Linked DNA regions of Mus musculus: region 2 is linked to region 1. A link is a loop called in an ENCODE intact Hi-C map of the cell type or tissue named here. Cell type or tissue: heart. All regions are shown on one strand. Each heading gives the region's core, and the rest is flanking DNA. Links, peaks and the distances in the headings are about the cores only.

Region 1 (11,643 bases), core at 1,578-9,577:
AGGGACTCTAAGATGGTGGAGCCTTGAGTGATGTGGATAAGACACACAGCACATACCTGTGTGGGTGACCTAACATGTACTAACCCACTAGATTTCTCCCATGTGTGTATTAGAGCCTCCCAGTTCACCAAAGAGAAAGACCAAGGTCTGGAAAGTTTGTATAACATCCCCACAGCCAAGAGGATGGGAGAAGTAGGGGGTTAGCCCAGAACAGCCTGACTTCAGGACATAGCCCAGGCTCTCGATAGTCTTCCTATAGTACATGAGTGTAATGTGTATAGATACACGAAAGAGTTTGTGAGACTCCAGGTTCTGGGGCACACTTGAGGAGGTTGATGGGAGAGATGGGTCTAGGAGTTTGTGCTTGGAACTGCCGAGTGGCCTAGGCATGCCCAATGGCCAGACAGACATCAAGAAGCCCTACCCCTTCCTGAGTATTATCACTATCCCCTGGTAGACAGGTAGGGGACTCTAGGCTTCCGTGCTCTGGTCTGGATGAGCCTCCTGAAGCCAGGAATAGCCTGGGCTAACCCTAAAGAGAAAGGTCCTTCTTTAGCCCTAAGTATAGACAAGCTAGATCTGCCAGTTTTGGCTTTCTATGACTCAGTTTCCCTCCTGAGCACTCTATTTATTTCTTACTACTGCAGTAACAGACGACCACAGTTTAAAGCAACAAATCTCGCAACTCTAGAGGTGGCTGGATCTACAGGCAGGGTAGTGAGCGATAGTCTGCCTTCCTGACTTCAGGGAAGAGCCTGTCTCCTGCCTCCTCCAACCTCCCTTCTTGGCTTGGGGCCCTACACCGTGCTCATTGGTGATGGTCTCTGAACTGTCTTCCCTTTGACTCCCCTTGTCCGCTCTATGATCTCTTTGATCATCTTGAGTAATCTCTCCTAATAGCCATAGTTTTGAGACAAAGCTTTACTATGAGCTCAAGCCGGCCCAGAACTCAAAAAAAAAAAAACAAAAAAAAAAAACAAAAACAAAACAAAAAAAAAAACCTCCTGCTTCAGCTTCCTGAGTGCTGGGATTACAGATGTGCTCTCTCACACCTGGCCTGGCTTGTCTCTCTCATCATTAACGCACACCAAGAAGGTATCTTTTAAGATATCAGACTCACCTTAAGGCGATTAGTCACTTAGCTTGTGGACATCTTTTGGGGGGGTGTCTTTGTCTCACATCAACCTTAGCCATTCATGGTCTTAAGTAGGGTTCACCCCCCTCTCCGAGCCTTGGCTTCCCTAGCTGTGAGATTAGGCTTGCTCCTCTGGTCTCTGAGTTTCTTCGTGGGAGGGCATCTCGGGGTAGTGGAGAAGTTTTAATCCTATCTTAGCCAAGTGGCGCGGGTTCCCTGTGTATGTGGAGTGTGTATTTAATCTTCTATATTTTGGATGAGTTCCTAATCCAATAAATGCTTAGGAAATTTCTATAGAACAGATTAATTTTTACTAGAAAAAAATATAATTGGCTGATGTTAAGGCTACTGCCCTGACAGATCCTGCCTTGGCTATCTATCTGAGAAAGCGAGAGGCCTCATAAATATGCCATCTTCCCCTGGGCCCTGAGAGCACTCCTCAGGGGCTCCTGCCGTGATTTATTCTTCATTAATAAGCTCTATGCTGTATTAGGATCAGATTTACGACTCTGCCTCACTAATATTTCTGACATTTCATCTGAAAAGAATTCCAAACGAAATCGTGAGACATTACCACGTCTTCCCTGCTAGCGTTCCAATACTGCACACCTAAGGTTGCTGCTGGGATGAGGTGGCCCGAGAAAGAGAGATGAAGGGTGCTTCAGCTTGACTTTGGGGGGCCTGACTAGGTCTGCAAGCAGCTCAATAGGCGAGAAGCTTGGGTAGAAGACGGAAAAACAGAAGCAGAGGAGAGATGGTGTCAATCAACCAGCCATGTTGATTAGTGTCTGACCTGGGTACCAGAACCATCCATCCATCCATCCATCCATCCATCCATCCATCCATCCATCCATTCATCTGTTCATTCATTCCTTCCACAAGGTCTATGACTAGTACATGTCACTTGATGCTTGGGATGCAGCAAAGAACAAGGATGAAGATCTCAGCCTCTCTCTATCTGTCTCTGTCTCTGTCTGTCTGTCTGTCTGTCTGTCTCTCTCTCTCTCTCTCTCTCTGTGTGTGTGTGTGAGAGAGAGAGAGAGAGAGAGAGAGAGAGAGAGAGAAGAGAGAGAGGAGACAGAGATACTTGGGCAGAGGGAACAAGGTGACAGAATAGAGCATGAAAATCACAAAGAAAGAAAATAGGCTGTTCAAGCGTGCAGAGGGCTAGATTCAAACCAATGCACAACGAGCCGGTGTGATGACACACACCTGCCATCCCAGCACTGTGGAGGCTGAGACAGGAGGATTAGTGTGAGTTCAAGACTGGCTTGGGTGACATAGTGAGCTCCCCAAAAGGAAGGCAAAGTGTGGTGTTGCAGGCTCAGTGCTTGGGAAGGGGAGAGAAAAGGGTCAGGAGTTCAAGGTCATCTCCAGCTAGATAGCAAGTTCCAAACCAGCCTGGGCTATGTGAGAGTCTGTCTCCAAAATCACAAAACACAACCCAAACAACACAATAAACTCCACAGTAAATAGAACCAAATGTGCTGGTGGGCAAGAAGACTGGGGTACGGCTTCGACTCCTCCAAGCAGGGCACTGCCATGTCCCCTTCATAGATATGATGGAAACTAAGCCATATGGTGACCCAAAGGGTCCCACTGGCCAGCTTGCAAAATGCTACTTCAGCCAGTGGTCTCTGTTTTCCCCCTGGTTGCATACCACACTCACTGAGGGACCTTCAAAATACTGTCCCCTGGGTCCCCCTGCTGGAAGGTCTGTGTCCGCTGGTCTGGATGCAACCTTAGACTCAGACTTGGGTTCTTGGGGTTCACCAGGGATTCTGAGGCCAGGTTCAGGTATGAAAGGCATTAGCATTGTGTGTGGACCCAGCAGGTTCCCTCTAGCTTCCATTTTCAGTGTGTGACTTTCAGAGGGGAGCTTAAGCCAGGCAGCTCATCTGGAGACTCTGCACCTGAGTTCCATGGAGGGTTTCAGTCCCCTCTACTCCCAGCTGGTCATCCTGACCCCAGAGCAGCTCAGATCCTCCTCCTCCTCCTCCTCCTCCTCCTCCTCCTCCTCCTCCTCCTCCTCCTTCTCCTCCTCCTCCTCCTCCCCCTCCTCCTCTTCTTCCTCCTTCCCTTGGTTTGGTCTTTTCAAGACAGGGTTTCTCTGTGTAGTCCTGGCTGTCCTGGAACTTGCTCGGTAGACCAGGCTGGCATCAAACTCAGAGATCTGCCTGTCTTTGCTTCCTGGGTGCTGGGATTAAAGTTGTGAGCCACCACAACAGGCTGAGGGGGACCTCTAATACCACCACAGCTCACCAGTAGCCAAAGCAAATCGCAGGCTTCTGAATGCCGCCTAGTCTGTGACTTAGAGCGTTCAACTACAGTAGAAGCAGCGTCCACCGCACCCCACCCCTGACACTGAGTATGCAAAGGGGCGAAGTGGGGCTAGACGAAGGATGAACTGTTTGTCCTGCGAGACCCGATGGACATAGGGAAGATCCTGGAGCTGACACAGTTACTGTGTAGTGAAAAGTGTTGCCTGGAGATCACAGTAGCCAAAGTGATCCCGTTCTCAAATTTAAAAGCTAATTTCATCTTGTTTATTTGTTCTGTGGGCATATATGGAAGAGCATGGGAGTATATGGATATGTGGGTGCTACACATACACGTGAAGGTCTTGGTTCTCTGTTCCCGCTATGCATGCCATCAGGATTAGAAGCAGGCACACCATTACCCTCTGAGCCACCATGCCCACCAATGGTGTCTTCTCACTCAGTGCCAAGGGAGGCAGGAGGCAGGAGGCAGGAGGCAGGAGGCAGGAGGCAGGAGGCAGGAGGCAGGAGGCAGGAGGCAGGAGGCAGGAGGCAGGAGGCAGGAGGCAGGAGGCAGGAGGCAGGAGGCAGGAGGCAGGAGGCAGGAGGCAGGAGGCAGGAGGCTAGTTGACCACTCTCATTCTGCTCACAATGGAGCTACATGGAGAGATAGCAGCACTGACTTACTCCATCCCTACCCAGAGAGGGGTGAGTGAAGAATAAAGACAGGAAGGGAGGCAGGGAGAGGCTACCTACAGAAGCCCAGAGAGGCTTCCTGGAAGAGGAGGAAGGCAAGGTTAAGGGAATGAGCTCTGAAACAGGGTTTGGGAGTGTTATGAAAGAATGCAAGTAGGGAATGTGGGAGAGGCCACAGGAGGGCTGATTCCAAGCGAAGGTGGGCTCTGACACCAGACTCAGGCAGGCATTTGGATTCGAGGTGTAGCTTTCTGTCTTAGTTAGGGTTTCATTGCTGTGAAGAGACACCATGACCAAGATAACTCTTATAAAGGAACACATTTAACTGGGGCTGGCTTACAGTTTCAGAGGTTCAGTCCATTATCCCCATGACAGGAAGCATGGCAGCGGGCAGGCAGACGTGGTACTAGAGGAGCCATGAGTTCTACCTCTTGATCCAAAGGCAGCAGAAATGGGGGACTGAGTTCCACACTGGTTGGAGCTTGAGCATAGGAGAGAGAACTCAGAGCCTGTCCCTACAGTGACACATGTCATCTAACAAGGCCACACTTACCCCAACAAGACCATACCTCCTAGTAGCACCACTCCCTGTGAGCTGGGAGGTGGTCACTGGCAGACACAGATGTCCCTGTCTGATTACTTGGGACTGGAGCCCAAGCCTCACTCAGACTCATTCGTTCACAGAGCTCATAGATGTTTCTGGAAGACTGGGAAGAGTGGATAAGGTCAAGAATGGGGAAGGCACTGGACAACTCAGATACTGTGTTGTGGTTGCTACTCAGAAGTTGTGGAGCAAAAGTGAGAGAGGCCAGGAGGTGGCCATGGCATGACAACCAGACCTACCAGATACCAGTGTGGTGAACCAGGAGAAAGGATGACTCAGGGAGAAATGACAGGATTAGGAGAATGAATGGAAGCAGTGTGTGAATCCCACTTTGCAGAGCTGGGAACTAAAGTCCAAAGAATTTGTGTGACCTAGGTGGCGCTGAGATGTATCCCTTGTCTACTTGGATCTCAGCCCACTTTCCTGCCACACTGCCCCCTCTTCCAAATGGGCTTTGGTCTCTCACTGGGTTGGACACCTAAAAATGGAGTCCTTGGCGCTCCTCAATGCAGGACTCTCCTCCTCAGCACTGCCATTTTAGACCAAATAATTCTCACCATGTGCATATGCATCTTGGTGGGCACCACATCTCTCTTTCCACGAGAGTCCTGGGTATCGAATGCAGGTCAGCAGTAAGAACCATGTTGTTGGTACCCAGATTTCTTTCATAAATAATTCCTGAAGAATGTGTTCTGTCATCTGTCTGGAAAGGCCTAGTAGTTTAGATGGGTGGTACTAGGGAGCGCTGAGCAAAATTCCAGTACCCTTCTGTTCTATCCGTGGGGTTCTCTGGCTGTGGCTTGGGTCTAAAAACACAGACCTCCAATGTCTTTGAGGTCCTGATTCTCTGTACTGGGGGTCAGGCCTGGTACCTGCACGTGCTAATGCCTGACACACAATATAGACAGTATCCAAGTTATATCCAAGTTATAGTCAAGATTTCTCCATCCTCCCTAAGAATTAATTCCACCATGCAGTTCCACATGTGTCCGCCAGGTGGCGATGGTCAACCATAGTTCTCACAAAGCAACCCTAAAGAGGGCTATGTGCCTTCTGTGGTAGTGGAATGTTCTAGAGAGCCAGTATTTTGCATCCTGGCTCCGTGTCGTGCATAGACTTCACACCAATGTGATTATCCCTCACTCTTTGTTGCTCTCTGTCGCCAAGCCTTTCAGCAGCCCAAAGCTGGGAGCTACCAACTAAATCAGTACTAAAGTACTGGTTACTACTGTGTCTGGAATCACTGAATTATCAGCACTGAAAGGGACTTTAGAAGGTTGGGCATTGTAAGTCTTAAACTAAAAACAAATAAACAAACAAAACAAAACAAAAAAAATGGTATGATCTTGGACAAGCTCTCTAACCTCTCTGCCTCAATGTCTTTGTCTAAAGTGGGATAAAAATGTCTTGCTTATGCAGTTGTTAAAGAGAACGTGCCTATAACAGATGTTTGCTACAAACTTGTGTCACTATTTAGTTTTACACAAGGGCAAGCAGAGGCTGGGCAAGGGCAAGTGGCTTGCCCAAGTCACACACACAGGGAGAGACTGCTGGATGAGAGCCTCATTTCCTGTTCCCTGACCCTCACCCTTCCACAGTGTGTGTGTGTGTGTGTGTGTGTGTGTGTGTGTGTGTGTGTGCACAAATGTTTGTGTGTGAGAGTGAGCATTTGTGTGGCGTCCAGAAGTCAACTTCAGGTGTTGTTCCTCAGAAGCCGTTAATCTTGGGTTGTTTGTTTGTTTGTTTGTTGTGTGTGTATGTGTATTTGAATGTGTGTGAGAGCATGCATATAAGTGTGAGGTCAGAGGACTTCAGATGTCCATCCTTGTCTCCCGTCTTGTCTCTCTTCTTTACCCTGAGATACCTCCATTCCCCACCCCGCTTCAGGAGTGGCCTCTGAGTCCACACTCGGTAGTCAGGCCAGTACAACACCTCTGTGCACTGAGCCATCCCCTCAGCCTCTGCCTTGATTTTGAGATGGGAGTGTTCACTGGGACCTGATCTCACTAGTTAGGCTCAGCTGACTGGCCAGTGAACCCCAGGAATCTACCATGTCGTCCAGGCAAGCATTTGTTGGCTGAAACTATGTCTCAGCCCTTCTCCTGTTCAATGTTCTAGTCTTGGTTTTGTTCCCGTATAAGGGAAAATCAAAATTCTAGAAGACAAGGACAAATGGCTTTTACTGCAGTGAGCTCTCCCTGAGGGCAGGAAGAGCCTACTGCTGGCCTGGCCTCAGAGGTCCTAATGAGAGCCTTTCACTGGCTCTGGGGGTGAGGGTAAAGGTCTACCCTGAGCCATGGTCTTTGCCTCTAGGCAGCCAGATGGGGTCAGGCTGGAACATCAGAAGAGCAGCTAGTCCAGCGTCAGCCCTCAGGGGGACCAGAGAGAGCCATGAGATGAGATACCACACAGGGAGCAGCTCTGCAGAGGAAGTCAGGGCTCTAACACTTCACTCCAAGCTGGCTGGCCAGGATGGGGCCGACTCAGCACTCTGTTCTGTTTCTAGATGCTATTGGGGTTTTGAGACATCTCTCCCTCATTTGTAAATAAAAGGAATTAAATGGCATTATTTGGGATGTTCTTCTGGCTCCCAGGATCCCTGTGTGTTGCTGTCAGCTTTGGCCAAGAGCATCGGCGAAAAGGCCAGCATGGGAGGCAACCACAGCACAGTGAAGGGAGGATAATATTTACCTCCCATGTTCACATTCATCGAGGCGTCTTGGCACGGGTGCCCTCATGGGGACTCTGGCCCAAACAGGGAGCCTCAGCTGTCCTCTGAAACAGATCTGCCACTTGCACCCTGCCCCACCCCGCCACCCCCACCCCGAGCCTGGTCTCATTTGTTGTCTTCATTTTTAGACACATTCCAAACTTTTCAGCAAATTACAATGTTTGCCAACTGGCCGTCTGGGGCTCAGGAGAGACTATTTATAGAGCATTGGGATGCTGCCATCCTAGAGAGGCCTGGTAAGAAACTGGGCGAGTGCTGTGCCCAGAAGTGGTATCATGTGGCCTGGGGGAGAATGAGGCTCCAGGAGCAGGGAGCCAAGCTGGATCTACGGTCCGGGGAACATCAGGAGCCACCTCTTGCTGCCTCCAGGCCCCCAGGATGCGTCAGTACAAGCTCAGTTAAGGTCCAGACTCATAAGGGGATCAGCTCTTGGTTGTGGGGCTACTGCCCCATCTTGGTTGATTCATTTTCCCCTCACATGTTCCTTGGAGGGTCAAGTCACCATGGCCAGCCTTGATTTTCCCCATCTGTACAGTGGGTGGATGTAAGTTCCACATGTCTCTAGCCATGTGTATGAGGCCTCAGTCATGTCTACCGTGCAGCAGATACATAATAAATGTTGTCTTCCCATCCTGCTCAGGGATGGGCACTGTGGCATCCAAGGGGAAAGAAGAAATACATACGGTCTCTCTTCTCCAGATACTCTGTCCCAGGCTGAGACCCAGCATGCAGGTGAGGCATGTCCCAGGGATAGCACAGGCTACCCACAAACTATTCGACATGCTGCCGGGTACAAACACTAGAGCACCTGAAGGTCCCCTGTGGCTTCCTAAGGGACAAATGTGCCATGCCCCTCCACTCAAGAAAATGGCACACACCAGGAATGCCAAGAGTCTTGTGCAAGGTCACACAGACGCAGGAAAAGGGCGGGCTTCCTGACCAGAATGGCTTGCCATTCTGACTGGCTCTCTCAGACCTCACAACTGTGGGTCTGTCCCCTGCCTCACCATCCACTAAGATTTCTCTTCTCGGCACATGCTTTTAATCCCAGCCCTTGGGAGGCCGAGGAAGGTGGATTTTTGAGTTCGAGGCCAGCCTGGTCTACAGAGTGAGTTTCAGGACAGCCAAGGCTAACCCTGTCTCAAAGAGACAAAACAATCACCAACAATAGCAACCTTCCTCTCAACTGGAAAAATGGCTTAATCAATAAAGGCACTTTCTATGGAAGCCTGAGGTAACCTGAGCTCGCTCTGTGGAACCACAGTGGGAGGAGATGTTGGTTTCTAACCTCTACTGCAGTACACACACACACACACACACACACACACACACACACACGGACAAACAACAACAAAAACCTAGAGGCTCTCCAGGGCTCTACTGTCCTTATCCCAACAGGTCCTGCTGGGGAACTGAGGCCACCTCAGCAGACAAGGGACAGAAGCCTCTGTCTTACTTTATGTCATTTTTCTTTGTGGCTTGGTTCTCTGTATTTTCCATGAGCAGTGGGAATTGCCTTTTTCAATAAAAGGGGAATTTTAAATGCTTAATTAGTATTTTTATTTAGTCACTTAAAAAAAAGATTTATTTATTTACTTATTTATTATATTTGAGTACGCTGTCACTGACTTCAGACACTCCAGAAGAGGGCGTCAGATCTCATTACAGATGTTTGTGAGCCATCATGTGGTTGCTAGGAATTGAACTCGGGACCTTCAGAAGAGCAGTCAGTACTCTTAACCACTGAGCCATCTCTCCAGCCCCTATTTAGTCACTTTTTATCATTAAAAAGAAATCCCCTTTGGCTGGGGATACGACTCAGTTGACAGGAGTCTTCAGTGGAGAGCATGAGGTGTGTGTGAGGCTCAGGGTTTGATCCCCAACGCCAGACTCAAAGTGATAAAACACACACCTGCAGTCCCAGCACTGAGCAAGTGCAGACCAGAGCATTAGAAGGTCCAGGTCATCTTAGCTACTTATAGAGTTCAAAGCTCCGAGGCCAGCCTGAGCTACATAAGACCCTATCTCAAAGACAAGACAAAACAGAAGCACAAAGAAGATATTCAAGTCACAGAGTCCTAAGTGGCCCAGCCTTGAGGGTGGGGCAGGGATTGAGACAAAGAGAGGGTAAAGGGACTACCCAGGGGACTTTAGGGACTATACCTCTGTCCCTTAGCACCCTGGACAGGGCTTTGCACATAGCCTGCCCTGTTTCTTTTTATTTATTATTTCAGTCAAGGTCTCACTTTGTAGCTCTAGCTGGCTGGAACTCAGAGATCTGGTTCTCTCTGCCCCACTGGGGGTTGATATTAAAGGCATGTGCCATTATACCCAGCCCTCATTATTTTATTGTTTGGAACAGGTCTTGCTATATAGCCTAGGTTAGCTTTGAACTCAAGATCCTCTTGCATCTGCCTCCCAAATATGGGGAGACTACAGATGTGTACCATTAAGTCCTGAAGTAAAGAACTCTAGATGGAAAGGCTCCACTTTAGCAGAGACAGAATGAAGCAAAGACGTAAGGATAGGGTAGAAACAGGGCCCCGGTCGGCAGGAGTGAGAGTCTGCAGGAGTTGGGAAGAGGTAGCTAGTACCTGCAGCAGAGGGCCTTCAGAAGCAGCCAAGGACAAAGTGTCAGGGCTCTGAGCCCAGCGCGGGCACCCAAGGAGGGGCTGGGAGAACAGAGCCAGTGCTCAGGGAGGCTCCGAGCAGGTCAGATGAGTGGAGGTACAGCTGGGGTGTCAGGGAGGTGGTGGGGAGTCCAGACAATTCCCAGAGGCAGGGGAGGGAAAGCAGGAAATGAATGAGAACTGAAAGAAAGGCCCTAGTCTGTGAGCCTGAATGTGGCTAACGTGGCGCTCTGGAACCAGATCCCAAACCTGGGAGCTTCGGTCAAATCTTTTCTCACATACTCTGGCTCTTTCCTCTGGCAGCAATGGGTTCTTCTAAGAAAGTTCCAAGTGCTTCCCACGGGATCAATCGATGTGCGAGTTACCTTTACGCCGCCCCCTGCTGGCTCCTGCTCTGCTCTGCACCCCCCCCCCGCGCACCCCCCCCCCCTTTGCTTCCACAGGATCTTTGCACTGGCTGTCTCCCCTGCCGGAAATGCCCTGCGGAAAATAACCAGGATAAAGGTATGACTCAGTTCCTGACTTCCGGATCTATGCTTCCGGGGAGGGGCTCAGCCTTATCGAGCTGTTCTATCTGCAGCCACACTCATTGGAATCTTTGCCCTTCCCGGACTCCCCCCGGGCTGTCACCTGCCAACAGCATGCACTTCTGATCAGTCAGCTAGTTGAGACTAAAACAATGCTGTGTAACAACCACCCCGATGCTCAAAGGCCCCAAACACCAAGCGTTCATCGGCTTTTCACCGTGGCAAGTCAGTGGATTGTGTAGGAATAGGCAGTTCCAGGCTGGGTCTGGGTTTGGGTTCTAGTCTTGAAGCTCCACATCCTGTTTGGACCAGCTGGCCCCTGGCTTCTTAAGGGAACTGGTGGGCATCTCCAAGCCAAGGTTTAGGGGGCAGGATTAGGGAGACCATCACATACGACTAACATCCTACGTAGACCACACTATCTCTCACTGCCATGTTTAGTACAGATAGCCCGCGTGGATTCCACACTGAAGTGGAGAAGAGGAGAGGAGAGGGTACAAGAACCTTCCCGAAGAATAAGAGCAGTACCATCCCCCCAATAGAACACAAATGCCACGGATGGACTGTACCCCAACTTTATTCCCCTCACCTAAAAGAAAAGAGTTTTTGATTTACCATAAGGTGCAATTACCAGTCGCCAAGTGCACCTGCGAACTATCCAGTCACCATACTATAACAAAGATTTTCCTTTCCTTCCAACTCCCCTGCATCCATCTTTCCATCTCGAACTCTGGCAAAATATGGGGGACTGTCTCCCTCGCTCCCTTGAGATCTCAAGCTCAAACACTTCATGTCACCCTGCCCACCTGTACTCCCAGCCCCCGGACGCCCCTCCCCCAGCGGCAGCAACTAGGGGTCTTGGGGGGTCAAACTTGCCCTTGCTTTGCAACCTGACCACTGTGTTTCACTGCCCCTACCTAGCATGGGGTTTTAACCAACTGCAGGGCTTTATTACAGGCGCCAGGGGTGACAATTACTTAGAGCCCTGGCTATTGGTCTGGCTAGGCTACACTGGAAAAGAAATACGTGACTCTGTAGTGTAGCATTAGCCAGTCGGGGAGA
Region 2 (11,643 bases), core at 1,590-9,589, 220 kb after region 1:
TTGATTGATTGATTGAATGAATGATTTTGAGACGGGGTTTCTCTGTGTAGCCCTGGCTGTCCTGGAACTTGCTCTATAGACCAGGCCAGCCTTGAACTCAGAGATCTGCCTGCCTCTGCCTCCCGAGTGCTGGGATTAAAGCACGCAGACCTTTAACTTTTTTTATGATAAAGTTGCAAACACTTTAAGCTGAGTGGGGGCTACACACGCACAGTCAGGAGGTTTGGCCAGGAGGATTGGTGGTTCAGCATCAGCCTTGGCTGGGTTCATAGTGATTTTGAGGCCAATCTGGCCTACATGAGGTCTTGTCTTTACCTGAGACTTTAATGATGTCTGTGCCCGCTGAGGTGCAGTTGTGGTCTGTGGTGAGGGTGGCCTGCATGTCCTCTTTCAGCATCCCTCGGCTCACCATGGACTCAAGCCCCGAGGCTGCGAACTTCTTTTTTCCCATACTGTCTTAGAGTTTCTGTGGCTGAGAGAATGCACCATGACCAACTTGGGGAGGCAAGAGTTTGTTTTGCTTATATTTAACATCCCAGACATCACTGCAGGAAGTCAGGGCAGGAACTCAAATAGGGCAGGAACTGGATGCAGAGACCATGGAGGAAAGCTGCTTACTGGCTTGCTCAGTTTTATTTATTTATTTTTTCTAGACAGGGTTTCTCTGTGTAGCCCTGGCTGTCCTGGAACTCACTCTGTAGACCAGGTTGGCCTTGAACTCAGAAATCTGCCTGCCTCTGCCTCCCAAGTGCTAGGATTAAAAACATGCGCCACCACCGCTTGGACAGTTTGAATTCTTATTCTATTGTCCACTGCTTAGAACCCCACCACAGGTCCCACAGGGCAGTCATTAATCAGGAAAGTGCCCCCACTGCTCTGCCTGTAAGTCAGGGAGGCATTTTCTTTATGAAGATTCTTTTTATGATTTATTTATTTTCATTCCATATACATTGGTGTTTTGCCTGCATGCTTGTCTGTGTGAGGGGGTTAGACAACCTGGAACTGGGATTGCAGACAGTTGTGAGCTGCCATGTGGGTGCTCGGAATCAAACCTGGGTCCTTTGGAAGAGTAGCCCTCTCTCCAGCCCCTAAGATTCCCTCTTAAAATATATGTCTGGCCGGGCAGTGGTGGCACACACCTTTGATCCCAGCACTTGGGAGGCAGAGGCAGGCAGATTTCTGAGTTTGAGGTCAGCCTGGTCTACAGAGTGAGTTCCAGGACAGCCAGGGCTACACAGAGAAACCCTGTCTCGAAAAAAAAATAAAATAAAATAAAAATAAAAATAAAGGGTTTGTGTGAAGTTGAACAAAAAACAAAAACAAAAACCAACCCAACAAACAAAAAACCCAATCCAAAACAACAAACAAATGAATAAACAAATCCAGCACACATCCTTAAGTGTTGAATTTACATCATCCTCTGCCTCCGACTGTTTTTTAATGCCAGCTCATCATGTGTTTGCTGCAAACTCAGCTCATTTCAATGCGTTTTGCATTTAATCCCAACACCAATCTTTCCAGGCCCATGCAGAATGGAGCTCAAAGAGGAGAAGCGACCAACCCAAGATCCCACAACACAGAGAAGGCAATACTAGCTCGGGCTAGTGTAACCCAGCCTTGCAAAGCCAGGCCACCAAGAGGAAACCAGATGCCAGCACATCCCGCAGCCTTTGTCAGTGTGGGTCCTCTGGTGGTCAGCACAGAAATGGGTGGTCTGGCTGGCCCAGAGCCAGATCTCCAATGGACAATATTCCTGGATGGTAAAGTATGCACGGCTCTCACCTTTATCTTTTAATCACACCCAGAGTCCCCTGAGAGGAGCTTCCCCACCCCACTCCTCCTTTAATTACTCCTGGCTGTAATGAATGCCTGAGCCCCTGAGACCCAAGCTTCATCCTGAGCCTGTCTCCAGTCCTCCCCTCTCTTCTCCTTCCCTCCCTTCTCTCCCCTCCCCTCTCCCCTCCCCAGACTGGTTTATTTGGGTCCCATGCCTGCCCCTGTTCCTAAACCAGCTGCAGATTTCTGCCACAATGAACACCCTTGGGGAAATGAGGGGTGGGGGCATGGGGGCGGGGCGTGGGAGGGATGCAGGCTGAGACCAGATCGGAGAAGGCTTGGCCCAGCCCCAAGTTGTGTATCCAAGTCTCTATCCACCCTGGGGGATTGAGCAGGTCACTCTCAAGGACAGCTGCTCCTGCCTCAAACTGACTGAAACTCTTTTCCTCTCCCTAGGTGACTCAGATATAGGCCGGATTAGACCAGATTGAAAGTAGATAAAGGCCGTTTTATTAGGAGGTGCCTCTGGGGTGGGTTTACTGATCTCACGGGTGGAAGTAGGCAAGGTCACCCATCCAGGGTAAAGCAGGAGGGTTTTACAGAGCTTGTGCCAGCTAGGAGCTCGGATTGTGTCCATACATTGTCAAAAACTGAGCCCCTGGGCGGGCACTCTTGGGTGGGTTGCTGGAAATGGGGAGATGAGGATGAGGGAGATGGGGCATGAGCAGTGATGACGTGTTAGCCGGGAGTTTTCCCTGAGAGGTGCGGGAGTTTCTTCTGTGGAGGAGGATTGAGAGGAAGGCAGTCCCCCTTCCCCAAGCTTGTGAGGAGTTGAGGAGTAAGCAGGAGTTCCAGCCTAACACTGGCCAGACTTAGGTTCATGAGAAATCAACACAGACCACCCCCTCCCCACTGACTGCACTCAGCAGTCCCCATCAACATAGGCCACCTGTGTGCCCATCCCTGCTCCAGGACCTGTCACAAGACACTGTGTGCCCCCAGAGCCCACACAAGCAAACAACGCAATTTGATTTTTGTTGTTATGTTTTCGGTTTTTTATTCTTCAATTTATTTTGCAACTGGATCTCACTAAGTAGCCCAGCTAGCCTTCAATGTCTGATTCCCCTGCCTCAGCCTCCTGAATCCTGGAATTCGTACTGAGTAGCACCACCTGTAGTTGGAATTTTATTCTTCTGTGGATGAGTGTTTTTGCCTGCACGTGTGTCTGTGTGCCACGTGCCTGTCTGGTCTCTGACGAGATCAGAAAAAGCATCAGATCCCCTGGAATTGGAGTTGCAGATGTTTGTGAGACACCTGGTGGGTGCAGGGGAACCAAACTCAGGTCCTCTGCAAGAGCAGTGAGCGGTAAATACTCTTAACTTCTGAGCCATCTCCCCATCCCCATCCCCCGCCCCTCTACCTCCACTCTCCCTTTTACACTGCTGCCCCTGCCCCACTGCACCCCAACCCTTACACACAGATGCCTGTAGTTTAAATGGAGAGAGTGGATCTGAGAGAGAGTAACAGCTGGAGCTGTGGGGCATGGAAAAGGGGAAATGATTCATCTTCCTCTATCCCATGCTACTAAGGTCTTACAGCCGTGTGGTGTGTGTGTGTGTGTGAGAGAGAGACAGAGAGACAGAGACAGAGACAGAGAGACAGAGAGAGAGGGAGACAGAGAGACAGAGAGAGAGGGAGGGAGAGAGACAGAGAGACACAAAGAGAGAGAGAGGGAGGGAGAGAGACAGAGAGAGAGAGAGACAGAGAGACAGAGAAGGACAGAGAGAGATAGAGACAGAGAGAGAAAGAGAGAGACAAAGTCAGAGAGAGACAGAGAAAGAGAGAGACAAAGTCAGAGAGAGAGAGACAGAGACAGAGAGAGACAGAGAGAGAGACAGAGACGGAGAGAGCTTACAGCTTGTAGGAGTCAGTTTACCTTCCACTAGGCAGGCCCTGGAGGTCACTCTCAGGCTGCCAGGCTCAGCAACAGTCTTTACCCACTGAGCCATGTCACTAGCTCCAAGTAGTCAACTTTGAATCCTTCATGCTTCAAAGCCAATGCATTATTATTGGATCATCCATGCAATGACCTGCCCATCACCTAAAACAGTCCCAGGAAAGAGACAGGGTAAGGAGTGGGTACCCTACACCCCGCTCCTACATCAGTCAGGAGAGATGGGGCAGGATGATGACGAGCAGGCACTGTCCAAAACGGCCAGCCCTACTAATTCAGGTAGATTAAACGCCAGCTTGGTACCCAGCATGCCTGGAGACCCAGGTAGATTAGAGTCAGATGTGGGGCAGGACGGCTCAGCTGGTAAACACACAAGATGCCATGCCTGAGGACCTGAGTTTGATCCGCAAGATCCACTTGGAGGAAAGAGAGAGCTGACAAGCAAAGTTGTCTTCTGACTGCACAAGTTCTGTGGCATGCACGTGTGTGTGTGTGTGTGTGTGTGTGTGTGTGTGTGTGTGTGTGTGTGTGTAGAGGAAATTAATAGATGTAACAAAGTCTACTTTAACAGTTAAATGGAAAAATAAGTCAAACCATGGAAAAATAATAAGAAAAAAAATCCAGCTGTTTTGGGAAGAGATCTTGACAAGAGTCACAGGAGAAACCACAGAGAGAGGCTGAGGGCCTGGTGCACTAGAGGAAGAGCTGGAATTTGCTGCTGTCAGCCAGGCACGCCGAGCCTCTACTGATTCAGTTGTTCATGACCCTGAAAAAAAAAAGATGAAGATAATATCTGTTCATTTGTAGACAGAATCTCATGTAGTCCAGGCTAGCTCAAATTCAATACATAGTAAAGGGTGACCTTGAACTCCTGACCCTTCAGGTTTTACCGCCAAAAGCTCAGATTACATGGTTAGACCATAAAGCCCACCTAGTAAGACTCTTTTTCCTCTCATCCTTTGTTTTCAAGTTGTTTTTTAATTTGTTTATTTTTTTTCCTTCTTTCTTTTTTTCTTTTTGATTTTTTGTTTGTTTGTTTGTTTTGTTTTCCAGACAGGGTTTCTCTGTGTAGCCCTGGCTGTCCTAGAACTCATTCTGTAGACCAGGCTGGCCTGGAACTCACAGAGATCTGCATGACTCTGCTGTGGGATTAAAGGTGTGTAACACCATGCCTGGCCCTTATTTTTACTTTTTTTTTTTAAGGATTTATTTATTATTATAAATAAGTACACTGTAGCTGTTTTCAGATGCACCAGAAGAGGGCGTCAGATCTCATTATGGGTGGTTGTGAACCACCCTGTGGTTGCTGGGATTTGAACTCAGGTCCTTTGGAAGAGCAGTCAGTGCTCTTACCCATTGAGCCATCTCACCATCCCCTTTATTTTTACTTTTAATTACATTATCTATTTGTGTGCATCAGTGTATGCGCACGTCACAGAGTCCCTGTGGAGGTCAGAGAACATTTTGAGGAAGTCGGCTCTTTGCTTCCACTGTGCGTATTCTGGTCAGCCATTTGGCAGCAAGGGCTTCTACCCACTGAGCCATCTCACTGGCTTGAGATGATGTGGGGATTTTTGTTGCTCGTTGCTTGCTTGGTTTTAAAGTGCAGAAGAAGAAACTGAAGAGCGTTGCCAGGATGTGGCCAGCCCAAGCTACAGAGCAAGACCCTGTTTCAATTTTTAAGAAATTTCATGAAATAAAAAGAAGAACGTCGAAGGAAACAGATCAAATGCAATACATTTGTAGACTGTAAGTTTTGTTTAACCAAGTTTCAAGTTTTCCAGGAATTTTCCTAAATTACTTTTATAACAAAAATGTATTTTATTTTTAAAAAGTAAGTAACCCTATTGTAACCACCCCAGCGGCCCACCTTGGGTTTCTACACCATCTGCTCTCAAGCGCCAACTTCCCAAACTCCTGCAGTGGTTCTCCAAGTTGCTTTCAGGGCGCCCCATCCCCTGGCCACCACACCATACCCCACCGCAGCCCACTCCACACAAGTCATCACTCAGGTCCCCTTCTGGGCTAAGATCTGACATGGTGCCCAGAAAAATAATAAGGAGGGCTCCATCTTCTAGGCTCTGACTCCTAATACAGGCGGGGTGGCAAGCTCGAGCACTAGTGGCCCGGGGTCCCGCCAGCCCCCCTTGAGGGTTCCCTCCGCGGATTCAGCACTGCGCTCCTGAACGAGAAAGCGCCACGTCCTCGGACGGAGCTGCGAGTCGGCGTCCCCCTCTGGTGGCCACTACTTGTAACTACATGTAATACATTTAGTGCGTTCTCAAGTAGCAGACACTGAATATTCATTTTAAGGACATGGTCATAAACCCTGACACTCCGCAGGCCTTCCCTTCACACGTTCATTTCCCACAGAAACTTCCGAAACACCCACTAATTGACCATCTGTAACATTGTAACACAGAGACATACATGAATTTACCCACAGGAGCTAACTGTGTTGAACAAGAGACATTGTCTCAAAAATAAGGTAGAAGGTGAGAACCAATATCCAAGGTTATCCTGACCCCACACAAATGCCACAGCACTAATGTGCCCAAACTCGTACATATAACACACACAGCCAAACACACCCCACATTTCAGCCATGACTTATAGCTTCTTTAGGAGTTCCAAGCCTACGGTTGTTCGAGGCCCTTCCCCTATCCTGGCTCTCTGGCTTCCCCGGCCCTCTGGAAGTCACTAGTGGGTGAATTCAAGGGCTCTTCTCAGTCACTGGGGTATTCACACTGTGGACTGTTCCTGCTTGAGATGTTCCAACCATGAATTCTGAGTGATCCTGGGGTAACTCTGGCATACTTCCAACTCCTGGTCTACCACGGGCTCATGTTTCTACAGTCCCTCGTGGCAGCTGATACCCACTCTAGGGACACATTAAATGTGTATCCTCTGTTACATGAAGTGAGCTTCAACTGTCAAACCCCAGGGACCTTTCCAGATAGATCCGCTCTCTTAAATGGCAGGCCTCATTTCCGACCACCTTCTAGAAAACACCTCACCAACATGTGTCTGAATCCAGCCTCCTAGGGACTCTTTAATGATAATGCCTGCTTCAAGGAATCAGTGGGAAGACTGGTATTGCACAGGACTGAATTGATACTGTGCTTGCCCAGCAAACCTGAAATACTGTGGCCCTCGTCCCTAGTACCCCATGCTGAAGCTAGGTGCAATACACTTTACAACCTTTTTTATTTTTTATTTTTTGGTAGGGCGTGTTCAAGACAGGGTTTCGGGGGGAAGGGGGTGCTGGAGAGATGGCTCAGCGGTTAAGACCACTGGCTGCTCTTCCAGAGGTCCTGAGTTCGATTCCCAGAAACCACATGGTGGCTCACAACCACCTGTAATGTGATCTAATGCCCACTTCTGGTGTGTCTGAAGACAGAGTTCTCATATAAATAAAATAAGTCTTTAATTAAACAGGGTTTCTCTGTGTAGCCCTGGCTATCTTGGAACTCACTGGGTAGACCAGGCTGGCCTCATACTCATTGAGAGCCGCCTGCCTCTGCCTCATAAGTTCGGGGATTAAAGGCTTGTGCCACCAATGCTCAGCACACCGAGTCTTAGCCTTTGGCAGGTGAAGGCAGGAGGTAAGAAGTAAGATGGTTCAGTGACTAAAGGCACTCACCACCAAGCTAAAGACCTGAGTTGGAGCCCCAGGATTAGCAGGGTAGAAGGAGCTGACTCCAGGCTGGGCTTGTGTGTGCACAACCTGACTGTGTGTGCTATGGTACTCATGGGCATGCATGCACAAACACATAACAAGTACAGAAATATAAAAGAAGCAAACATGGCTACACTGGATTCCATGAGACTCTGTCAAATAAAAGAAGCAAAGGGAATGCCGGGCGCGGTGGCGCACGCCTTTAATCCCAGCACTTGGGAGGCAGGGGCAGGTGGATTTCTGAGTTCGAGGCCAGCCTGGTCTACAGAGTGAGTTCCAGGACAGCCAGGGCTACACAGAGGAAAACAAAAAATAAAAAACAAAAAGCAAAACAAAACAGAAGCAAAGGGAAAAAGAAAGAAACAAAACAAATAAGAAACGAAAAGAAAGCAAACACCTGGCAAATGTTTCAAATAGTGCCCAGGGGAGTTCCCTACTGTTTTCCAGACAACAGATTTTTCTTAAGTTCCCAGATCCTCAGATTCTCTCCTTCCTCTTTCCACCCCCATCCTCATCTTTCTCATCTTCTTCTTCCCACCCTCCTTCTAACCATCAAAAAGTCTCAAAACTGAAGGTCAGTGCCACTTCTGATAATCTATCATTCCACAAAACCCCAGGGTAATAGGGGAAAACAACGCATTTAGCACCCCCTGCTGGAATACAGCGGTAGAACACTTGGAAGTGAAATTGATTAAACCGTTCTTTGCATGTGTGTATGAGAGGCCTTGAGGAAGTTTATGTGTGCCTTGGACATGCAGAAGCCTGCACAGTATGCGCTTTTAGCGGCTGTCCTGTCTCTCCAGTCCCCTGGCACTGGCATTCTTTTTTTTTTTTAGATTTATTTTTTATTTGTTTACTTTTGTGTATGAGTGCTCAGCTACATGCACAGAAGAGGGCATCAGATCCCATTACAGATGATTGTGAGCCACCATGTGGTTGCTGGGAATTGAACTCAGGACCTCTGGAAGAACAGCCAGTGCTCTTAACCACTGAGCCGTTTCTCCAACCCCCGAAACTGAAATTCTTAAGTCCAAAAGCTCATTTGGTTTTTCACTGCTCATGTGTTAGGTATTTGCGTTCAGAATTTACATGAATATTTTACCAGCACTTGTGAAGCTTAAGCAGGAGTATCAAACACCTCAAAACAAGCAAACAAACAAACAAGCAAACACTTCAAAACAGCCTGGGATACACATCAACACCCTGCCTCCAAAAAAATGTTTTTTATATATTTATGGCTTGGAGGAAAACTACACTTAGAAAAAAAATGAAACCTGTGTGTATCAGTGTCTCCATCCATAATATACACAAAAGCGTTTGTTTTGTTTTGTTTCGTTTTTTTCTAATTTGAAAGTATGCCAGGAGCTAGAGAGATGGCTCGCTGGTAAAGAGCACTGGCTGCTCTTCCAGAGGACCCGGGTTCAATTCAGCACCTACGTGGCAGCTCACAGCTGTCTGTGACTCCAGTTTCAGGGGATCTGACGCTCTCACACAGACATGCATGCAGGCAAAACACCAATGCACATTTAAAGATTTATTTATTTATTTATTTATTTATTTATTTAAGGTATATGAGTACACTGTAGCTGTACAGATGGTTGTAAGCCTTCATGCGGTTGTTGGGAATTGTATTTAAGACCTCTGCTCACTCTGGTTGGCCCCGCTCGCTCAAGCCCAAAGATTTACTTATTATTATAAATAAGCACACTGTTGCTGTCTTCAGAAAAACCAGAAGAGGGCATCAGATCTCATTATGGGTGGTTGTGAGCCACCATGTGGTTGCTGGGATTTGAACTCAGGACCTTCGGTAGAGTAGTCAGTGCTCTTATCAGTTGAGCCATCTAGCCAGTCCCCCAATGTACATTTAAAGATTTATTTATTTATTTATGTATTTATTTATTTATTTATTATATGTAAGTACACTGTAGCTGTCTTCAGACACTCCAGAAGAGGGCATCAGATCTTGTTACAGATGGTTGTGAGCCACCATGTGGTTGCTGGGATTTGAACTCTGGACCTTCAGAAGAGGAATCGGGTGCTCTTACCAACTGAGCCATCTCACCAGCCCCCCAATGTACATTTTAAAAAGAAATTAAGATACAGAAGCTCTTTAGAGATGGCTCAGTTAGCAAAATGCTTGTTGCAGTATTAAGGGAATCTGAGTTTGGAACACGGTGGAGGTGCATGCCTAAAATCCCAGCATGGGGGTAGGGGTGAAGACACTAAGATCCTAGGATGGGGGGGGTGGGGGGATGGGGGGAATGGCACTGAGACTGTGTCTCAGAAACAATCAAAATAATAGGAAAGGATAAGGAGTGGGGAGAGAAGGAGAGCCGCCACTCTTAGGGCTGAGGAGTCCGCCATGGGAGGCTTTTGCTTTGTTGGAAGGTCAAGTCGCTGTTCATATATATTGTATTCATGTAGAGGCTGGCCTTCCGTAAGTAGGAAGCAGCTGGGACCCAGTGGCCCCAGGTCCATGAGCTTGGTGTTAATCATTCACTCGGGTATACCTGGGTCCCATTGGCTGCCTGGGGACACAGCCCTCTAGGTGGGAGCCCAGCCAGTATCTGTCAGGGATAATGGGGTTACATTGATGACACTTCCTGAACTGAACGGGTAGGTGGACACTCAGGAATCCCCTAGTCCGAGGAAGGGGGCAGCAGCCCTGTCTCCAGGGACCTCCAGTCTGGGACAAAGATGAAGGGCACTAGATCAGGAAGAGGAAGAGATGTTTGGAAGGGAGAGCTCTCAGATGCAGAACAGCCAGGAGGGAAGGGCAGCTTATTGAAGGCTGGAGACCCTGAAGTCAGGGAGGAGTTTTAGGGTGAAAGTTATAGCTCAAGGGATAGGCCCAGCTCCTCCGGGGACCTTGAGAAGTGTATGTGACAGGGGCGCAGTGGCTGGGTGTACAGAGGAAAGAGAAAAACGGCTCTAGGGGGTCCACATCATGAATGTGTGCATGCATGCTGCATGCCTGTGTGTGTGTGTGTGTGTGTGTGTGTGTGTGTGTGTGTGTGTGTGTGTGTGAACACAGGTGCCAGTGCCACACACAGACCTGACCAGCCTTACAGCACTGCCTGTCTAGTTTTCTAAGTTGGAGAATGGAAATACCAATGAGGAAAGACCCAAAGGTCAGACTCTCCTCCCACTCCAGACTCCCGGGCCAGTATGTGTGGGTGTGTTGAAGGGACAGTTTCCAGGAAAGGGTCAACACACTCACCCAGCAGCCTCTGGATTTTTTTTTCCTTCATGGCTACGACCCAGAATCTCTCACATATACCACAGGACTGCACCCCCAGTCCAGCATCCTGGAAATAATACAGAATTCTCAGGTGGCCACTGTGCCTCTTTTAGGTGGTACCCTGGGGGGCCTGGCCTGAGGGGTCGGGGGGGGGGGATCCACACTAAGAGGTAGGTGTGGTGACACATGCCTGTACTCCCTGAACTCAAGATGCTGAGGTGAGTTCCAAGACAGCCTGGTCTATAAAGCAAGGCACCTTTTCAAAACAGGCAGAAGATCAGCGAGACAACAAAACCATTAGGGAAGATATGATACAATGGCTGGTGTCTGAGCTGTGTGACCTTGGCTGAGTCACCTTCCCGTTACAATGACAGAATCCCATTTCCTCCTCTATAACAACAGGGGCCTGGACTGGATAGAGGGTATCCAGGGCAGGACAGGATTAACAGGGAGCAGATGGGGGGAGGTTCACAGGCACACGCCGCCCTGAGCATCCCTGCTGATGAACCAAGGATCCTCTGCTCCTATCTAGTTCTGGGTCTCAAGATCCTGGGCTGCAAATGGGGTGATTGGTACAACACCTCCCCTGGGGTCACCTTGAGGATGACGGAAAGGGGTTTCACAGAGCCCAGCATTCTATCTGGGACATGTCACCTAGTATCCTCCATCTGGAATGTAATAGGTTTGTTTTTGTTCTCTTCTTATTCTTAAGCATTTTTTTTTTCTGTCTCTGGCAAGTAACAGAAGCCTTCAATCACAAGCCTCATAGGCATAGATTTTAGCTTTAAACAGCCTAAAGCATTAACAGGAACAGAGGAGCATTTGAGGCTGTGACAGTGCTTCCTCAGGGTGGCTCCAGTGTTCTGCAGGTGACAAACCCTGACTGACCTGATCATGAACTCAGACAAGATTTTCTTTTCTTCTTCTTCTTCTTTTTAAAAGATTTATTTATTTATTTTATGTATATAAACATCTACATACTGTAGCTGTACA

Evidence for each region. Peaks named below come from ENCODE experiments on the same cell type or tissue, not always from the same donor. Only the 100,000 strongest peaks of a DNase experiment are listed, where the experiment ranks them.
Region 2: a loop joins it to region 1, with 5 times the contacts of the local background. A loop is called at or near these places in 3 of 42 quality-filtered maps.

What each region holds. Positions count from the first base shown.
Region 1 is chr11:101,914,133-101,925,775 of GRCm38, forward strand. No RefSeq gene overlaps it. Among named protein-coding and RNA genes, the nearest start is that of Gm33662, 18 kb to the right of the region's middle. In heart, for the core only: CTCF peaks have their summits at 2,843 (motif pointing left) and 5,679 (motif pointing right); DNase peaks (open chromatin) are centred at 5,679 and 7,689; H3K27ac peaks cover 1,132 bases; H3K27me3 peaks cover 1,636 bases.
Region 2 is chr11:102,132,636-102,144,278 of GRCm38, forward strand. Gm39394 (a long non-coding RNA gene) reads left to right here. Exons shown (of 3, transcript XR_880225.3): 3 at 1,522-1,958. Gm11586 (a long non-coding RNA gene) reads right to left here. Exons shown (of 3, transcript XR_880227.3): 3 at 9,484-10,717. Among named protein-coding and RNA genes, the nearest start is that of Nags, 7.1 kb to the right of the region's middle. In heart, for the core only: CTCF peaks have their summits at 5,967 (motif pointing left) and 8,060 (motif pointing left); a DNase peak (open chromatin) is centred at 5,786; H3K4me3 peaks cover 386 bases; H3K27me3 peaks cover 2,454 bases.